2 separate regions of the Homo sapiens genome follow, and region 2 is linked to region 1. Evidence: chromatin loops called from intact Hi-C (ENCODE). Cell type or tissue: Caco-2. All regions are shown on one strand. Links, peaks and the distances in the headings refer to the core of each region. The heading gives the core; the rest is flanking DNA. Region 1 overlaps LINC01170 (long intergenic non-protein coding RNA 1170). Region 2 has its middle 420 kb from the start of CSNK1G3.

Evidence for each region. A loop is a pair of places that touch in the nucleus more often than their neighbours do. Peaks named below come from ENCODE experiments on the same cell type or tissue, not always from the same donor. Only the 100,000 strongest peaks of a DNase experiment are listed, where the experiment ranks them.
Region 2: it touches region 1 in a loop (6-fold over the local background); 2 of 110 quality-filtered maps call a loop at or near these places.

Annotation. Positions count from the first base shown.
Region 1 is chr5:124,286,164-124,295,495 of GRCh38, forward strand. All of the region lies in intron 4 of LINC01170 (long intergenic non-protein coding RNA 1170), which reads right to left. Among named protein-coding and RNA genes, the nearest start is that of LINC01170, 150 kb to the right of the region's middle. RefSeq lists an enhancer at 3,637-4,600. In Caco-2, for the core only: a CTCF peak has its summit at 3,617; a DNase peak (open chromatin) is centred at 3,738.
Region 2 is chr5:123,932,319-123,941,650 of GRCh38, forward strand. No RefSeq gene overlaps it. Among named protein-coding and RNA genes, the nearest start is that of CSNK1G3, 420 kb to the left of the region's middle. In Caco-2, for the core only: no CTCF peak of the experiment used is centred there; DNase peaks (open chromatin) are centred at 1,703 and 5,123.

The DNA of each region.
Region 1 (9,332 bases), core at 535-8,534:
AAAATAGACGGGCATGATGGTGCACACCTGTCATCCCAGCTACTGGAAAGGCTGAGGCAGGAGGATCACTTGAGCCCAAGAGTTTGAGGCTGCAGTGAGCAATTAATAGAATTGTGCAGCTGCACTCCAGCCTGGGCAACAGTGAGATCCTGTCTCTAATAAATAAATAAATAAACGGAAGATCACTTGAGCCCAGGAGTTTGAGGCTGCAGTGAGCTATTAATATAATTGTGCAGCTGCATTCCAGCCTGGGCAACAGTGAGACCCCATCTCAAATAAATAAATAAATAAATAAATAAATAAATAAATAAATAAATAAATAAGCACAGGAGCCATACAAAATATGAGACTCAAAGAAGGGCCAGATGATTGAGGGGCTTCATATCCTCTTCAATGGGGAGAGAGAAAGGGAAGATGTAGGAAATTGTGAGGGGTAGTAAAAGATTTTTCAAGGGAAAAGAATAAGCCCAAAGAACAGATAATGAAAGGCGTGGGACAATGTTCCTCTGAGCTCTGGAATAGGTGGCAAGAAGGTGAGGGGCAGAACTTCATTGTGAACAAAGGTTATTTGTTACGCAGATAAAGTCTCTCAGGTAATTTCTCAGAGCTGCCCTCAGAAGAAGAGATGAAAACTCTGTCAAGGTGTGGGGTTTTCCTGTAGTCTTTTTTCCTCCCCAGTGGTTAATCTTTCCTAGTCATTTGATGAGATTCCTAGAGAGAGGGTCTTTAAACAATTGCATTTCTTTTGGAAAGATGTTTCCTAGTAAGATGAAATTTTAGTCCCTCCCTGTGCTTAGCAGGAGGAAAAACAAGAGAGAGTTAGAAAGTCCTTGGTTCTGAGGCAGCTTCTAATGCCTTCCAGCTTCTTTTCATTTGAAGTGCTCAGCACGTCAAAGCACCATACTTTGGGGTATCATTCTCTATGCTCTGTTGGAGCTCAGAGAGTGATAACCCTAAGTAAAGGCCACAGAAGCAGCCTCAGAAGCAAAGATCTTTTTCTGAATTTCTTCTGCCCTCCTGTCTCTCAGTCTCATTCTCCCCTAAAGCAAGCTATAGAAACTGGAATTCCTCTTCCCCAAGGTGGGTCATAAAAACCAGAACCCCTTTTCCCCAAAGCCAGTCATAAGAATGAAAAAGATTACTCTTTCTATGTAAGAACTGGCCATAAAGAAATTCTCTGACCTACCATATTTGATTATAGGTCATAAAAGACCCATTCCAGAAAGGGTCCTGCCCCATAGCTAGAAGAAAGGATCACTGCACAGAGAGGCCAAGAAGAATCTGAACAGACAAGTCTTTTTAAAAAATATTTTTAAATATATATATATTTTATAAAATAGAAACGGGATCTCAGTATGTTGCCCAAGCTGTCTTGAACTCCTGGGCTCAAATGATGCTCCTGCCTCAGTCTCCCGAAGTGTTGGGATTACGGGTGTGAGCCACTGCACCCCACCTGAACAGACAGGTCTTGCTGCTCCCACCTTCTATTACCATTAGATCTACCTTTTTTGTACAATCATATTACTACATGGCTGTTCACGATTTATTAAACCTAAGCATAAAAATGAATACTTCATCCTGGGTCTTTGAAGCTCCCATGTCCTGTGAAACTATGATTAAATAAATGTATTATGCTTTTCTCTTGTTAACCTGTCATTGTTACAGGGATGTCAGCCATGACCCTTGTGTTGGAGAGGAAAGGGACCTTTCTGCCCTGCCCTCACAGCCCCAACACGACACAGACTTGGGATGATACAGTCTAACCACCACATCCACTCTCACCACTTTAACATAAGTCCAGCTGGGGAAACAGGAGCAGAACAACCATGAGGCAGAGCATTAAAAAAGACAGTGACTCAGTGATATCCAAACCATTTGACCTGCTGCTGCTACAGATCAGCACTCTGCCCACAGAGATGCACGGGAACTGACTGGCTCCCCCTACCCCCTTCTTGGCTCCCCACCATTCGCTTCTCACAGCTGTGTCCCTGTTCACTACTCAGGCTCCTACCTGTCCCCTCCACATTTTTCTTTTTTTTTTTTTTGAGATGGAGTTTTACTCTTGTTGCCCAGGCTGGAGAGCAATGGTGCGATCTCAGCTCACCGCAACCTCCACCTCCTGGGTTCTCCTGCCTCAGCCTCCCAAGTAGCTGGGATTACAGACATGTGCCACCATGCCCAGCTAATTTTGTGTTTTTTTTAGTAGATATGGGGTTTCTCCATGTTGGTCAGGCTGGTCTTGAACTCCCGACCTCAGGTGATCTGCCCTCCTCTGTCTCCCATAGTGCTGGGATTACAGGCATGAGCCACTGCACCTGGTCCAGCCCCCCTCCACATTAATGAATGATGCCACTTCTGTGTCTCCAACCTCAGCTAACCCTCTTGGTGAGTGTAGCCTTTCTTTTCTCTGCCAAATAAATCCATTCAGAATTCTCTGAGTTAAAAAAAACAGCACGGCCCTTTTGATACTACCTTGGCCTTGAGATCAGCTCACCCCTTCCTTCAACTGGCCTTATATACAGAACCTGGAAAAAAGGTATAGCTTAAAAAATAAATCATGATTCAGCAAACTTCTGTGCATAGAGTCCCATGACTCCACCCATTTTTGCTTTCATGAAAAATCTTTCTTAAGGGAAAAATTTGACCCAAGGCACAATGAATTCCTGCAGTTAACAGCAGGCTTGGGCTATTGCACCCTGGCCAACTATTCCTACAGAAATTGGTGTTCTTTATCCGATTCCCTTGGCCTTTGTCTTATCTGGTTTCTGTCCTTATTTTCCACTATCAAGGGAGTATTGCTTCTCTCCTCTCTCCCCTCCTTTGCAGCTTCATAATTGTTTTGAACTCCTCCATCTGTATCTCTTACTGTGGGTTCTATGCTTAAGATGGGTCCATTGTTAATGCAGGTTCGTGTTGACTTTCTACACAATCCTGTGCCTCTTCCAATGGCTGGAAGGTTTTTGCTAGATATGCTTATAAATGTTTGTATGTGGGAGGAGGTTGTCATTATTTTTAAAGCAAAAATCTCTTATAGCACTGTGAAGCCCTTGCCAGGGGAAGTCACAATCTGGCTGCCTCTTTACCAGAAAAAAAACTACATCCCGTCATTCCTTGAGCCGTGGCCAGGGCCAGCATGTGGCACTGGCCTGGGGCCAAGAGGACTCTGCTACTGGCAGGGAGGTGGTGACAGGCTGAGGGGGCTCAGAAGCCTCTCATCACACTTTCTCAGGGAAGTGGGTCCAAATTCATTTCCCTGGTTCATGCATTCCATTATACTCAAAGCCAGCAAGCACCACATAAAGTGACGATTTTTAAGTACACTTAAAACTAGAGTATTGTTTTCTCATGATTGCGTTCAGTAAATTATGGGGGAGGAAAGGTGTCGGGAGCTTTCTCGGCCCAGAAACGTGTAGTTACGCCTTGGGGATTAGGAAATAAAATGAATGCTGGTGATCTGGCCTCCAGGTGGAGGCGAAGAGAGAGAGGAGGTGTTACATGTTTCTTTGCCAAGTGCTGGTTCTGACTTGCCAGGATCTTGCTGGAGTAGCTCCTGCTTTCCTGGGAAAGTCCAGCATCCAAATGGCACCAGCCAGATGTGAGAAAACCCTACAAGCTGCCCACAGCCCCTCCTCTGGCTGGGAACTGAAATGGCAAGTCCACCTGGCTTTGTAAAAACAAAGAGGTCCTTCTCTCTGCCTGTAGCTTTATGGGTTGGCAGGTCCGGAAAAGCCTCCCTTTGATCTTGAGCTTTGAAGGGATCAAACAAGCTGCTTTAATGGGCAGGAATGCAGCTCTGAAAATCCTACCTTTTGTCAGTAAAGCATTTCTCTTTTTCCTCCTGGGGCAGGTGCAATGGAGGATGTAGTCTGCTTTCCAGGCCCTGAGCCAGATGTTCCTTCTTGCAACAAGTAGAACAAAGGAGCGAAAGTGAGATCAGGGCAGCCACTGACAAGGCCTTGTCCACAAATGAGCTTTGCCAGGTTTGAGAGTTAGTTCTTGATGTGTTCCTTCCTGAAACCTGCTTTAACTACACTGCATTTTACAAAGGCCAGAAATCAGCTGCTTTGGTGTTAACTGTGCTGATCATGACTTCTCCAAGCTTTTAGATTTTGTTTGGAAGAAGGCTCACCTTTAAGCAATGGGATTTGGGCTAACATCCTTTGATTTATGAGATATGCTTTCCAACCCTTTACAGCCTAGGATCCCAGACTCCTTCTCAATGCCAAAACAGCCTTTAAATAACCACTTTTCTTCCCTTAGCCTATGCTGCTACTATGACAGCAGAAATAGAAAAAAGAAAAATTGGATCATGTTTTTGTTTCATGAGGACCATTCCAACATCACTCTAAAGAGATGCTGTTAACATCTCACATCAGATAGAGAATACATTTCTCCAGCTTACCTGAAATAAGTAGATTCACCACATCCTCTAATACCTGAATAACTAGAACACTGCTCCCTTATAAAATGTTTTCTAGAAATTGCCTTAAATGCCTTTAGGGAAGAGATACTGGTGATTATGCCTCCAAATGATTCCATAACTATTCAAGCTGGCAGTTGAAGTTTTCTTGGTGATTCTTATTTTCATTAAGCATCTTTTGAAACTGGATCCCCCAAGGTAGGTTCTGCAAATCCCTAGACCCAGGATATGTTCCTTGAAGAGAGTGCTCCGTGGCCAAAGTAATTAGCAAAACATTTGGGTTTTTTGTCTGTTTTATTTTTTAAATTTATTTTATTTTTTTTAGAGACAAGGTCTCATGTTGTCACCCAGGCTATAGTGCAGTGACCTGATCATGGCTTGATACCCCCTGCCCACAGGGACTCAAGTGATCCTCTTGCCTCAGCCTCTCGAGTACCTGGGACAACAGGTGCATGCCACCATGCCTGGTTAATTTTTCTATTTTTTTTTTTTTTGGTAGAGACAGGGTTTTACTATGTTGCCCAGGCTGGTCTCAAACTCCTGGGCTCAAGAGATCCTCCTTCCATGGCCTCCCAAAGTGCTGGGATTGCAGGCATGAGCCACCACACTTGGCCCAGTTAGGGAAACATTTGAATACCACAGTTTTCTCTTGAAATTCTCACTGTGCATTCAATATAAGTCTCCTAGAAGAGACTTGTTAAATACCATTTAACCTATGTTTTCCCAAATCACTTGGCCAGGGGGAATGTTTTGCCACATAATGTTTAATATCCCTAGAACTAACTCTTGGGAAAACAGACTCTGATATATTTTTCCTTAGAGCACAATCATAGGATCTACCTGTAGCACTCTCTTAACAGATTTGCAGATTTGTTCCTAGGGACTGTGACTTGATAGATCAGAAGTGGGATCCAGGATTTTAAACAAGGACCCTAGGTGATTCTTATAGTGAGCTCAGTTTGAGAAATTCTGGCTTTCTATATACCTACCCTCTGCACTTCCTACCTGTCCCTCCCCCCACATACAAACACACAAATATATACATGCTAGTTATGAAAACACACCATAAAATATACAAACCCCTGAAGGTAACAGAGATAATTTCTTCTTGCAGAAAGGAGGCAGACATAATGTAGGCAAGTTGAAGCACACAAAGTGCACCTTCTTATTGCCAAGCCTTTAAGAATAATGAGCATATTAGCCTAAGAGAGTACAGAACAAGTCAGCCACACCAGATGCCCAGGAGGTGTCACAGGACAGTGGTGAAGCTTGCAGACCTAGAATGAGGTCCCCCCAACCCAGGTTTGTGACCCCTACTCTGCTGCTCTACATTTTCCAAGCCTCAATTTCTTCATGTGCAAATCAGGAATGATTAAAAAAATAGTATTTCCCTTACATAAAGTATTATAAAGGGCTAAATGAGACAACACAAGGAAATTGTTTGGTATAACACCTGACATGTTGTGCTAAGCAATTTGCTTAATATTTGCTATTATTTTTAAGCAAACATTTTAGGAGGCATGAAAATACATGAAAAAGGAAAAGTGAGGGTGGAGAGAGCCTGTCTTTGGATACTCAGAAAATCACCCAGCAGAAGTCTCTTCTGAGTAAAACACAAAATAGGACATGGCAAGCTTGCTTTTTGCCTTATCTCTGTTGCTATCAGTGGCTCCCAGACTCCTACAGTTTGAGTCGTTTAGCATTTCTGGATATTTCCCTTGTTCCCCATGCTTTTAAGCCTTCCGAGTTCCAGGCCACCAGCACCCAGGGCTCACCTCAACTTCCCCAGCAAACCAATGCAACGCAGCACAAAAAGGGTTACAGGCATGTTTCTAAACAAATAAGAACTGCCAAGGCTTGGTGCTGATATGAAATTATAATCAACCATTCACAGATTGGTAGTATTTATCATGTTGTTAGCATTGTAAATTTGTACCATTGTAGATAGGAGTCACACAGCTTGGGGCCCTGTACCTTCACCTATTGTTTTCCCCGTGTTATGATAAATTTCCAGCAACACTTGATTAAAACTGCCAATTTGTTGGGAATAAAGAGAATCTCTCGACACCACCAGGACTAATTACGTTGTCCTTGCCAAAGGGGTAGTTGAATAATTGCATGCGATTATTGCACAGGCATGGCGCTTTTCACATCAGTAGCAAAGCAATGAAGATTGATTCCCTTTAATTAATCATTCAAAAATAGCCCCCTTGTATCATTCCCCAAATAGGAGGGAGCATGTTCCTACATCTTTCTTCCAAAAGATGCCTGGATGCAATTGGTTCCCTGATGAGATATCAAAATGTGTGTGCCTGTCCGAGATAGGAGGACCTTCTCCGTAATTGATTGTGGAGCCTATTCAGATTCTTTATCCTCTGTTCTGAACTCTCTTTGTAATCTGAACAACCTGGAGCACATTTACATAGCTTTCATTAATTGTACTCTGGCTTCTCATTAGAAAAGAAGGCAACAACTTTTATCAGATCCATATAGGCTTTATTTTACATATCTGCTAACATAATACATTGGGCTTACGTACTCTTAGTGTTTGGTATGGAGAACCAAAGGCTTTATAGGACCCTATATTATTAGAAGGCATTGATATACATTCTTACGTATTATTTGCACTGTTTGTTTCTTCCTTTTTCCCACAATCTCCAAATTCAGCCTTGTTTATGTTTTTTATTGTTGTTTTTGCTTGTTTCTTTTTGGGTTTTTTTTTTTTTTTTTTTTTTTTGAGACAGGGTCTCACGCTCTGTCACCCAAGCTGGAGAGCAGTGGCACAATCACAGCTCACTGCAGCCTCCACCTCCCAGGCTTAAGCAATCCTCCCACCTCAGCCTTCCAAGTAGCTGGGACTACAGGTGTGTACCACTATGCCTGGCTAATTTTTGTAATGTTTGTAGCGATGGGGTCTCTCCATGTTGCCCAGGATGGTCTCAAACTCCTAGGCTCAGGTGATTCTCCTGCCTTGGCCTTCTAAAGTGCTGGGATTACAGGTGTGACCCACCAGCCCAACCTTGTTTATGTTTCGAAAACCCTATGTCAGCCAGATGCAGTGGCTCATACCTGTAATCTCAGCACTTGGGGAGGACAAGGCGGGTGGATCACGAGATCAGGAGATCAAGATCATCCTGGATAACACAGTGAAGCCCCTTCTCTACTTAAAAATTAGCCGGGCATACTGCCATGTACCTGTAGCCCCAGCTACTCAGGAGACTGAGGCGGGAGAATTGCTTGAACCTGGCAGGCAGAGGTTGCAGTGAGCTGAAATCACACCACCATACTCCACACAGCCTGCGCAACAGAGCAAGACTCTGTCTCAGAAAAAAAAAGAAAACCCTATGTCTAGTTTCTCAACTCAGCCTTTTAAATATAAAGATACACTATAGTGATATCTTGAAATATTGCTTGTTTTTTTCACACACCCTTATCACCATGGTTGTTAAAAGTCTTTGCTTTGGAAAAAAAAGATTTAATTAGCAATATTTATTGATGGTGTTCTGCAAAAGAATTGTCCTTGATGTTTTGTAGTGATGCTGAAGAAGGAGGATGATATGGTTTGGCTCTGTGTCCCCACCCAAATCTCATCTCAAATTGTAATCCCCACATGTCAAGGGAGGAACATGTAATCCTCACATGTTGAGGGAGGGAGGTGATTGGATCATGGGGGCAGTTTCCCCCATGCTGTTCTCGTGATAGTGAGTTCTCACCAGATCTGATAGTTTTATAAGCATCTGGCATTTCCCCTACTTGCACTTCTCTCTCCTGCTGCCTTGTGAAGAAGGTGCCTGCTTTCCTTTCATCTTCTGCCATGATTGTAAGTTTCATTGGACCTCCCCAAATATTTGGAACTGTGAGTCAATTAAACCTCTTTCCTTATTAAATTATCCAGTCTCAGGCATTGCTTTATAGCAGTGTGAAAACAGACTAACACAGAGGATTGTACTGCTAATTGGGAGCAAAATTGTGATGTGCAAGATATCCACTATGGGCACATCTCCACTTTCCACACCTGGCTCTCACCATCTCATCTCTCTTCCGTCGTCAGAAAATACCATATTAACACATTTTTATGTATACCAATTTTCAACATTTTAAGTCACTAGAGGAATAGAGCAAGTGTCCATCTCAGCATAGGCACCCCCTTCGTTTTTGCTCTGCACCTTTGTCTCTGAAGCTTTTTCTCCTTTTCATTTCACCTCTACCCTCCCCTACTCTGTGGACCAAAGCCCTTGCTCTGTGCCCTTGCTTGTATGGGGTTGTCTTTTTAGTAAATTTTAGAAACACCAAACTTGAGAGTATCTCAAAGAGCATCTATTCCAACTCGTTGAATATACAGATGAAAAAACTGAGGTCTCAGAAGAAGTGATCCCTCAGTGAATGTTCAACAGGGCAAAATAAAAGAAAGGAGAAAGAATTATGGGTCAGCTGAACCACAGCTTAGGATAAATACTACAGGTTTTGAAGTCAGCCCTGTATAAAATCTCAATGCTGGCGCTAATGTGTATCCCTTGAACCTCAGCTTTTACATCAGACATAAAGACATGACAACATGTTCTTATAGAGTTATTGTAAGAATGAGAAGTCACACAGGTAAAGCAATGGGTGCCAAATAGATTCTTTTGAAAAGATAGGCCAGGCGCAGTGGCTCACGACTATAATCCCCAGCACTCTGGGAGGCTGAGGCAGGTGGATCACAAGGTCTGGAGTTCAAGACTAGCCTGGCCAAGATGGTGAAACCCCGTCTCTACTAAAACAAAAATTAGCCGGGAGCAGTGGCATGCACCTGTGATCCCAGCTACTCTGGAGGCTGAGGCAGGAGAATAGCTTGAACCCGGGTGGCGGAGGTTGCAGTGAGCCGAGATCGCACCATTGCACTCCAGCCTGGGCGACATAGCGAGACTCAGTC
Region 2 (9,332 bases), core at 977-8,976, 350 kb before region 1:
TCAATACCTAATTTATTGAGAGTTTTTAGCATGAAGGGTTGTTGAATTTTGTCAAAGCCCTTTTCTGTAATTATTGAAATAATCATGTGGTTTTTGTCTTTGGCTCTGTTTATATGCTGGATTACATTTATTGATTTGCGTATATTGAACCAGCCTTGCGTCCCAGGGATGAAGCCCACTTGATCATGGTGGATAAGCTTTTTGATGTGCTGCTGGATTCGTTTTGCCAGTATTTTATTGATGATTTTTGCATCGATGTTCATCAAGGATATTGGTCTAAAATTCTCTTTTTTGGTTGTGTCTCTGCCAGTCTTTGGTATCAGAATGATGCTGGCCTCATAAAATGAGTTAGGGAGGATTCCCTCTTTTTCTATTGATTGGAATAGTTTCAGAAGGAATGGTACCAGTTCCTCCTTGTACCTCTGGTAGAATTCGGCTGTGAATCCATCTGGTCCTGGACTCTTTTTGGTTGGTAAGCTATTGATTACTGCTTCAATTTCAGATCCTGTTATTGGTCTATTCAGAGATTCAACTTCTTCTTGGTTTAGTCTTGGGAGAGTGTATGTGTCGAGGAATTTATCCATTTCTTCTAGATTTTCTAGTTTATTTGCGTAGAGGTGTTGGTAGTATTCTCTGATGGCAGTTTGTATTTCTGTGGGATCGGTGGTGATATCCCCTTTATCATTTTTTATTGTGTCTATTTGATTCTTCTCTCTTTTTTTCTTTATTAGTCTTGCTAGCAGTCTATCAATTTTGTTGATCCTTTCAAAAAACCAGCTTCTGGATTCATTAATTTTTTGAAGGGTTTTTTGTGTCTCTATTTCCTTCAGTTCTGCTCTGATTTTAGTTATTTCTTGCCTTCTGCTAGCTTTTGAATGTGTTTGCTCTTGCTTTTCTAGTTCTTTTAATTGTGATGTTAGGGTGTCAATTTTGGATCTTTCCTGCTTTCTCTTGTGGGCATTTAGTGCTATAAATTTCCCTCTACACACTGTTTTGAATGCGTCCCAGAGATTCTGGTATGTTGTGTCTTTGTTCTCGTTGGTTTCAAAGAACCTCTTTATTTCTGCCTTCATTTCGTTATGTACCCAGTAGTCATTCAGGAGCAGGTTGTTCAGTTTCCATGTAGTTGAGTGGTTTTGAGTGAAATTCTTAATCCTGAGTTCTAATTTGATTGCACTGTGGTCTGAGAGATAGTTTGTTATAATGTCTGTTCTTTTGCATTTGCTGAGGAGAGCTTTACTTCCAAGTATGTGGTCAATTTTGGAATAGGTGTGGTGTGGTGCTGAAAAAAACGTATATTCTGTTGATTTGGGGTGGAGAGTTCTGTAGATGACTATTAGGTCCGCTTGGTGCAGAGCTGAGTTCAATTCCTGGGTATCCTTGTTGACTTTCTGTCTCGTTGATCTGTCTAATGTTGACAGTGGGGTGTTAAAGTCTCCCATTATTAATGTGTGGGAGTCTAAGTCTCTTTGTAGGTCACTCAGGACTTGCTTTCTGAATCTGGGTGCTCCTGTATTGGGTGCATATATATTTAGGATAGTTAGCTCTTCTTGTTGAATTGATCCCTTTACCATTATGTAATGGCCTTCTTTGTCTCTTTTGATCTTTGTTGGTTTAAAGTTTGTTTTATCAGAGACTAGGATTGCAACCTCTACCCCACGGAGTCTCGCTAATTGCTAGCACAGCAGTCTGAGATCAAACTGCAAGGGGTCAGCGAGGCTGGGGGAGGGGCGCCCGCCATTGCCCAGGCTTGCTTAGGTAAACAAAGCAGCCGGGAAGTTCGAACTGGGTGGAGCCCACCACAGCTCAAGGAGGCCTGCCTGCCTCTGTAGGCTCCACCTCTGGGGGCAGGGCACAGACAAACAAAAAGACAGCAGTAACCTCTGTAGACTTAAATGTCCCTGTCTGACAGCTTTGAAGAGAGCAGTGGTTCTCCCAGCACACAGCTGGAGATCTGAGAACGGGCAGACTGCCTCCTCAAATGGGTCCCTGACCCCCTGACCCCCGAGCAGCCTAACTGGGAGGCACCCCCCAGCAGGGGCACACTGACACCTCACACGACAGGGTGTTCCAACAGACCTGCAGCTGAGGGTCCTGTCTGTTAGAAGGAAAACTAACAAACAGAAAGGACATCCACACCAAAACCCCATCTGTACATCACCATCATCAAAGACCAAAAGTAGATAAAACCACAAAGATGGGGAAAAAACAGAACAGAAAAACTGGAAACTCTAAAAAGCAGAGCGCCTCTCCTCCTCCAAAGGAACACAGTTCCTCACCAGCAACGGAACAAAGCTGGATGGAGAATGACTTTGATGAGCTGAGAGAAGAGGGCTTCAGACGATCAAATTATTCTGAGCTACGGGAGGACATTCAAACCAAAGGCAAAGAAGTTGAAAACTTTGAAAAAAATTTAGAAGAATGTATAACTAGAATAACCAATACAGAGAAGTGCTTAAAGGAGCTGATGGAGCTGAAAACCAAGGCTCGAGAACTACGTGAAGAATACAGAAGCCTCAGGAGCCGATGCGATCAACTGGAAGAAAGGGTATCAGCAATGGAAGATGAAATGAATGAAATGAAGCGAGAAGGGAAGTTTAGAGAAAGAAGAATAAAAAGAAATGAGCAAAGCCTCCAAGAAATATGGGACTATGTGAAAAGACCAAATCTACGTCTGATTGGTATACCTGAAAGTGATGGGGAGAATGGAACCAAGTTGGAAAACACTCTGCAGGATATTATCCAGGAGAACTTCCCCAATCTAGCAAGGCAGGCCAACATTAAGTTTCAGAAAATACAGAGAACGCCACAAAGATACTCCTCGAGAAGAGCAACTCCAAGACACATAATTGTCAGATTCACCAAAGTTGAAATGAAGGAAAAAATATTAAGGGCAGCCAGAGAGAAAGGTCGGGTTACCCTCAAAGGGAAGCCCATCAGACTAACAGCGGATCTCTCGGCAGAAACCCTACAAGCCAGAAGAGAGTGGGGGCCAATATTCAACATTCTTAAAGAAAAGAATTTTCAACCCAGAATTTCATATCCAGCCAAACTAAGCTTCATAAGCGAAGGAGAAATAAAATACTTTACAGACAAGCAAATGCTGAGAGATTTTGTCACCACCAGGCCTGCCCTAAAAGAGCTCCTGAAGGAAGCACTAAACATGGAAAGGAACAACCGGTACCAGCCGCTGCAAAATCATGCCAAAATGTAAAGACCATCAAGACTAGGAAGAAACTGCATCAACTAACGAGCAAAATAACCAGGTAACAACATAATGACAGGATCAAATTCACACATAACAATATTAACTTTAAATGTAAATGGACTAAATGCTCCAATTAAAAGACACAGACTGGCAAATTGGATAAAGAGTCAAGACCCATCAGTGTGTTGTATTCAGGAAACCCATCTCACGTGCAGAGACACACATAGGCTCAAAATAAAAGGATGGAGGAAGATCTACCAAGCAAATGGAAAACAAAAAAAGGCAGGGGTTGCAATCCTAGGAGCCATTTTAAGCCACAAAAGAAGGAAAATTATCATAGAAACCAGTTAAGGTTGTCAAGAGGTACTGCCTCTCTTCCTCTTGGGAACGATGTTTTCCCTACTTCTTTGCCTTCATTTTTTTCTCTTTTTCTTTTAGTCCTACTCTAGGAGCTATATTGCTCATCTCCAAATTTCTCTGCTGCCTACAGAGCTGCTTGCTTCTCCGCTGTGGTTAGGGTTTGACTTAGGAGCAGCATAACATCCTGTCATGTCAAATACCTGAGTTAAATTTTGGAAGCTTCTATATACCTATCAGGGTCGTTAGAAATTGGTCTAAGTCTCCCTTTATTTGCCTAAGGTCCTGTAATAAGAAGGAAACTTGAGAGGGCCCCAAATAAGGGGGATCCTCAGATTGTTGCCCTGGCAGATGCTTCTCTAACTTTGGAGAATCATTCTCTGTAGGCCTGCCTGATAGGACTACTGAAACAGCTAGGTTGATTTTGTAATGCTTGCCAAAGTCTGGGTTGTCTCTCAGACCTTGGCAAGCAACACTGGGTTGTGTAAAAAAAAGTGCAAACAACAACAACAACAACAACAACAAAACCTGTACAGAAGTCACCTTGGGCCATTTGCCTTCCTGTCTGCAAAAAAGATCTAATTGTTGGATAATATTAAAATTAAGGCTCCTTTCCACAGGCCAAGCTGGTTCAAGAGGATAAGAAGACCATGCCCTTGTCCGAAAGAAAATGAGCCGCTTTTTCTCTAAAGTTTCAGGGTGAAAGGAGTTGCAGTGCTTCAGAATGCACTCCAGGGGAGTGTAGGCTGAAGATGATACCCAGCTAGAAACAGAAGTGAGAAAAATTCATCTCGTTAGTCTCCTTCCTTTTGGTGTGACCTGGGATGGAGAGGAAGACAGTGGGGGCATCCCCCCTGCTGTTTTCTCCCCATGGTTCCTGGGTCCTGGCACCTTGTTGAACATGTGACTCATGGTGGCAGGTGTGACCCCCCCCAGCCATGGAACCAGAGGAACTAAGCCATTGGGGTTAGTCGCGCTCACCCAACTGGCTCTAGTTCTCTGCCTGTGATTTCTCTGACTTCCTAGACTTTTGTGACCTGCCTGGCTCCCTGAAAAATGGATCTCAAGAAAAGCTACATAATAGTTGGTCAAGGCCCCTTTAATGAAGGGGGTGTGCTAGATTGAACTCTATATCCTGCTATTATGGCCTGTGCTGAAGTGTTTACTCTTAGAGAATGGTTCCGGTTAACTTCTGAACTTAAAATCTCCTTTCTAATTAAGTGCCACTCTAAATAGAAGCAGAATAAGTGCCTTAAAAGAATGTAGCAACCAAATGACCATTTTCCTTCTGATGGGACAGTATTGAGACTAAAATTTGGCTTTGGAGGGAATTTTACCCCTAATCGTTGAAGGCCGAATTTTCCCATTTACAGAAGCAGCACGAAGCCTGGTTTTTAGTAGAGAGGCGCAAAAAGGGAAGAGAATTGGGAAGCAAGGGTGTTTCAGTAAAGGACTGACAATGTGCCTCATGGAGAGGATCTCTATTCCACTAGGTGGTGCTGTTGACCTTGAAACACCATGTGCTCTCCAGACCAAGGGTGGAGAGAGACCTGGAAATGCCACGTGCTTTCCAGACCAAGGGCAAAGAGAGATGCTCAGTGTCCAGGCGGCAGGGTGGGGGTTGGGGACGGTCTCTGTCCTTAGAAAATCACAAAGATGCCTTCCCCTGAGGTATATTTCCAGTTACTATTACATTCTTTGATCTTGCCAAACAAGATTACTTCCCTGAACTATAGAACTTCCCACACATTGCATACACAGAGAGGATAAGAGGTACGACGATTGCGGACAGAAAAGGAAGAAATTATGATAGGAAAGTGGGAGATCCTGTTGTTGACACCCCATTGGGGCGGTCAGAGGCTGGGGTGAGTCCAGAAGTCTTTGGATAACACTGGCGGGACCCCTGGCCAGAAATCCTCAGTTGCCACAGGACTTCTTCCAGTCCCACGTGACGGCTAAGTCCTTCATGAAAAGAAGCTGGTTTAAACATAGCCAATATGCCCAGCAACCCTTGGGTATTGGAGAATTCTCCATGTTCTTCCGAGCAAGCCTGTTCCCGAATCTTGTAAGGCTGGCATTCATGCTAATCATTTTTAAATGGCTGAAGGGATTCCAGTAATTGGTTTTATTTGGTTCTAAAATGAAGGCCAAAAGCCTCAGAATAAAAGGACAGAGTTGGAGTCCTCTCCTCTACTCTCATCATTTTGATGAATGTTATACATTGGTATCCCAGACGAGCCCCCATTTTGAAGTGGCTATGTTGTCTGGGGTGTGTATACACTGGGGTTTGTTGTCACGTGCCAGGAAAATTTAGGATATGGACACACATGAGGAGTTTAGGAGCAGAGGTTTAATGGGTAGGAGAGAAGACAAAGAGAAACAGCTTCCTCTATAGAGGAAGGGGTCTCCAAGCGGAAAAGACCAGCTGGTGGTGAATCCATCGAGTTTTATAGTCCAGTTTGAGGAAGTGGTGTCTGATTTACATAGAGCTCATAGATTGGTTTGATCAGATATGACGTTTGCATGGTGCGCAGGGAAGCCTAATCTTTTTATGCAACTGGGCTTTCCAGTTGATTAGCGCCATCTTGTCTGCTCCTTTACAGTACACCTGGCTGGCAAAGAAGGGAAGATGGAACCACCATCTTGAACATACCTAATCCTTAGTTCCTGCCAGCATCCACCTGTGCAAACTTCCAGCTTGCAGGGTGCTTTTTGTTAGAAAATGATTTGGGGCTGCTTTTCATTAAAAATAAAAGCCTTACTGAGGACTCCCATACCCTTGCTCTCTGCCTAAGTGATTTTTTCTTAACTCTTATATCAGTGATTTATTCTTTAAATGTAGGGGTGTGTGGCTTAACATTTGTCTAGTATGCCCTTTGGTCCTGTTTTTAATTTGATATCTTATTGCCCCAAAAAGTCTGTTCTTTCAGCCATACAATCTCTATTTTTAACATGAATGCTGGTCAGTTGTGTCTAAACTCAAAAAGGGAGAAGGTATAATGAGATATGTCTGACCTGCTGTCCTGTCACGGCTGGGAACTCAGTGTTAAGGTTTTTTTGGAGTTTCCTTGGCCACAGGGCGTCCCTTCAGTCAGTGGGGGGCTTAGTATTTTACGTTTATAGGCATTAGAAGTTCATTACAATTTTAGCTGGTTTGTCTTTACCTTCATCTGCGGTGGATTTCTTCTTGTCCTACAGCTCTTCCAAAGCTAAAAACCCCCAAAGTTTTTCTCTCCTCAGATGAGCTTATCATGATTAAAATTTACCTCATTTAGATATCTTTGTGCCTTGGGCTTTGTGATTTTAAAAACTAAAACAAAACAAAACTAGAATCTTATTGCTTATCCAGCTTGTTCTCATTATTAGGATAGTAGCAACAGTCTTTTTGTGGCTTTCTACATCTTAATTGGTAGTAGAGTGACCCCACTGGAATTTTCCTGGGAAACTAGTGTTAAGCTAATTAATAATTTTGGCAAAAATTGATAACTCAAAGTATCCAAACTTACCATCCTGAAACATACTCTAACTCTCCACTTAAATGTTTATATAGTTTGACCTGGGTCCTAGTTTTAGCCATTGATCCTAATAATTTTTTCTTAAAGAGTAGTTAAAGATAAGAATGTTTGAATATAGCAGCATTTTTGTTATGTGTAAAACTGAAAAAGCCTAAATGTGTAATAATATGAATGATTTAATACATTACAATTCTTTCCTGTGTTGAATTTTTTTAGTGAAGAAAAATCACATTTTTGACGCCTGTATAACAACATGGAAAAAGTTCAGGTTTTATTTTTTCAAAACATACTTATTGAGAATTTGTTAAATTTCAAATATCATAGCAAGGGCTAACTATGCCTAGATAAATAAAATATACAATGTTTCTGTCTGGATTGAGTTTATAATCTGGTGGAAGAGATAAAGAAGCAAACAAATATAAAATCATAAACCTTGATGTAATACCAAGTAAATGAAAGGGATGATATTTCTAATATCAATCTGTTAGAAACATAAAACCAAATTAATTAGAAAGATGCGGTCATATAACAAGTGGAAAGAAAAACAGTTCAGGCAGTGGGAACAGCATGTGAAGACCCTAGAAAGAGCTAGAGCTGCATATATGGTTTTTGGATTAATGGAAGGTTGCAGGACTAAAAAAAACACATTCAGCAAATAGGGGAGTCAGGACGTAGAAGACTGAATAGAAGTCAGAGATCTGTCCATTCACTGCTTTGCAAGGCTTCAAAGGCAAGGGGTTTAGATTTGTTTCGTAGTGAAAGTGTTTCTCATGTAAGTGTTTGAACTGATTTTAAACACAATCTGGTTTATGTTGTTGCAAAAATAAAAAGTCTTTTGAGTGGAGAATTGATGAAAGAGAGGCATAAGTAAGAAGACTAGACAAGAGGCTACCTGGTAGTCCAGGTGAGAAAGAAAAGTGGCATAAATAGATTGCAGTTTCTTTCATAAACGGCGTCAATATCTGAGACATGTTTTGGAAGTAGAATGGCTAGGATTTTCTAATAATTTGGATGGGGGCATGAAAAGAGAAGTCAGGGTTGATTTCCAGGTTTGTGGCTTAAGGAGAAAATAGGTGGAAAGTGATACTAATTTCTGAGATAAGGGAGATGAAGAGATAGAAAGTGTAGGAAATGGGATGCTTTAAATCAAGTCCTTTGTTTTAGATATGTTGATCTTCATATCCATGTGGGGCTGCCAGCCAGGAAGTTGGATTTGAAGCTGATGGGGAGGTTTAAGCTGAGGCTAATTTAGGAAGCTGTCAGCACATATTTTTAAGTGAGAAAAAGCAAAGCATAATAAAGTATGTATTTTGTGATCTCAATTATAGTGAAGCATATGCAACTATATGCAAAATACAATGTTATTGGCAGTTGTCTATGGGGGTGGAATTATGATTGGATTTCCTTCTTTCTTTGTGACCTTCAATATTTACTGAATATATAAACAAATATTACTTTAAAGGTAATTTATTAGAAGTATTCAGGAGTACAATATAGTCTCTGAGACTCTAGGAATAGCTACTGCTTCCTTCTTTCTTATGATTTCCTTGACCCTCTCTGCATATTGATTTCTCTCCTCCACTCAAAACATTGGGTTTCAATAAGAAAAAAAGCCATCTAAAATACTGTAATAGTCTTTTATTATTTGGTGGTTAGTGTTATAGAAGAGAAACTGAAGTCTTTGTACTTTCTTTTCAATCTACAAACATATATAATAATTCTTGGTATTTGGCTATTATTTTTTCTGTTATTGTTGAATATTTTCAATATGCATTTTCAGAATTTAAAATTTTTTTTACCAATAAATTATTTTCTATTTTTTTTAGAAGTACTAAACTTCATGCCAAAGGATTTATCTATTGAGTATATATGTACACCTCCCACCAACACACACATTGGTCTTCTTTTTGAGCTTCCTTTAATGTCTTTCATCTTTTCTTTAGTTATTTCATTGCCTTTCCTTTTTTTGTGTCTTTTGTATAAGACTTGCCTTTTTGGGAGGTTCCAAGATGACTGAATAGGAACAGCTCCTGTCTACAGCTCCCAGCATGAGTGACACAGAAGATGGGTGATTTTTGCATTTCCAACTGAGGTACCGGGCTCATCTCATTGGGGCTTGTCGGACAGTGGGTGCAGCCCACAGAGCATGAGCTGAAGCAGGGTGGGGAATCACCTCAACTGGGAAGCACAAGGGGTTGAGGAATTCCCTTTCCTAGCCAAGGGAAGCCGTGACAGGCAGTACCTGGAAAATT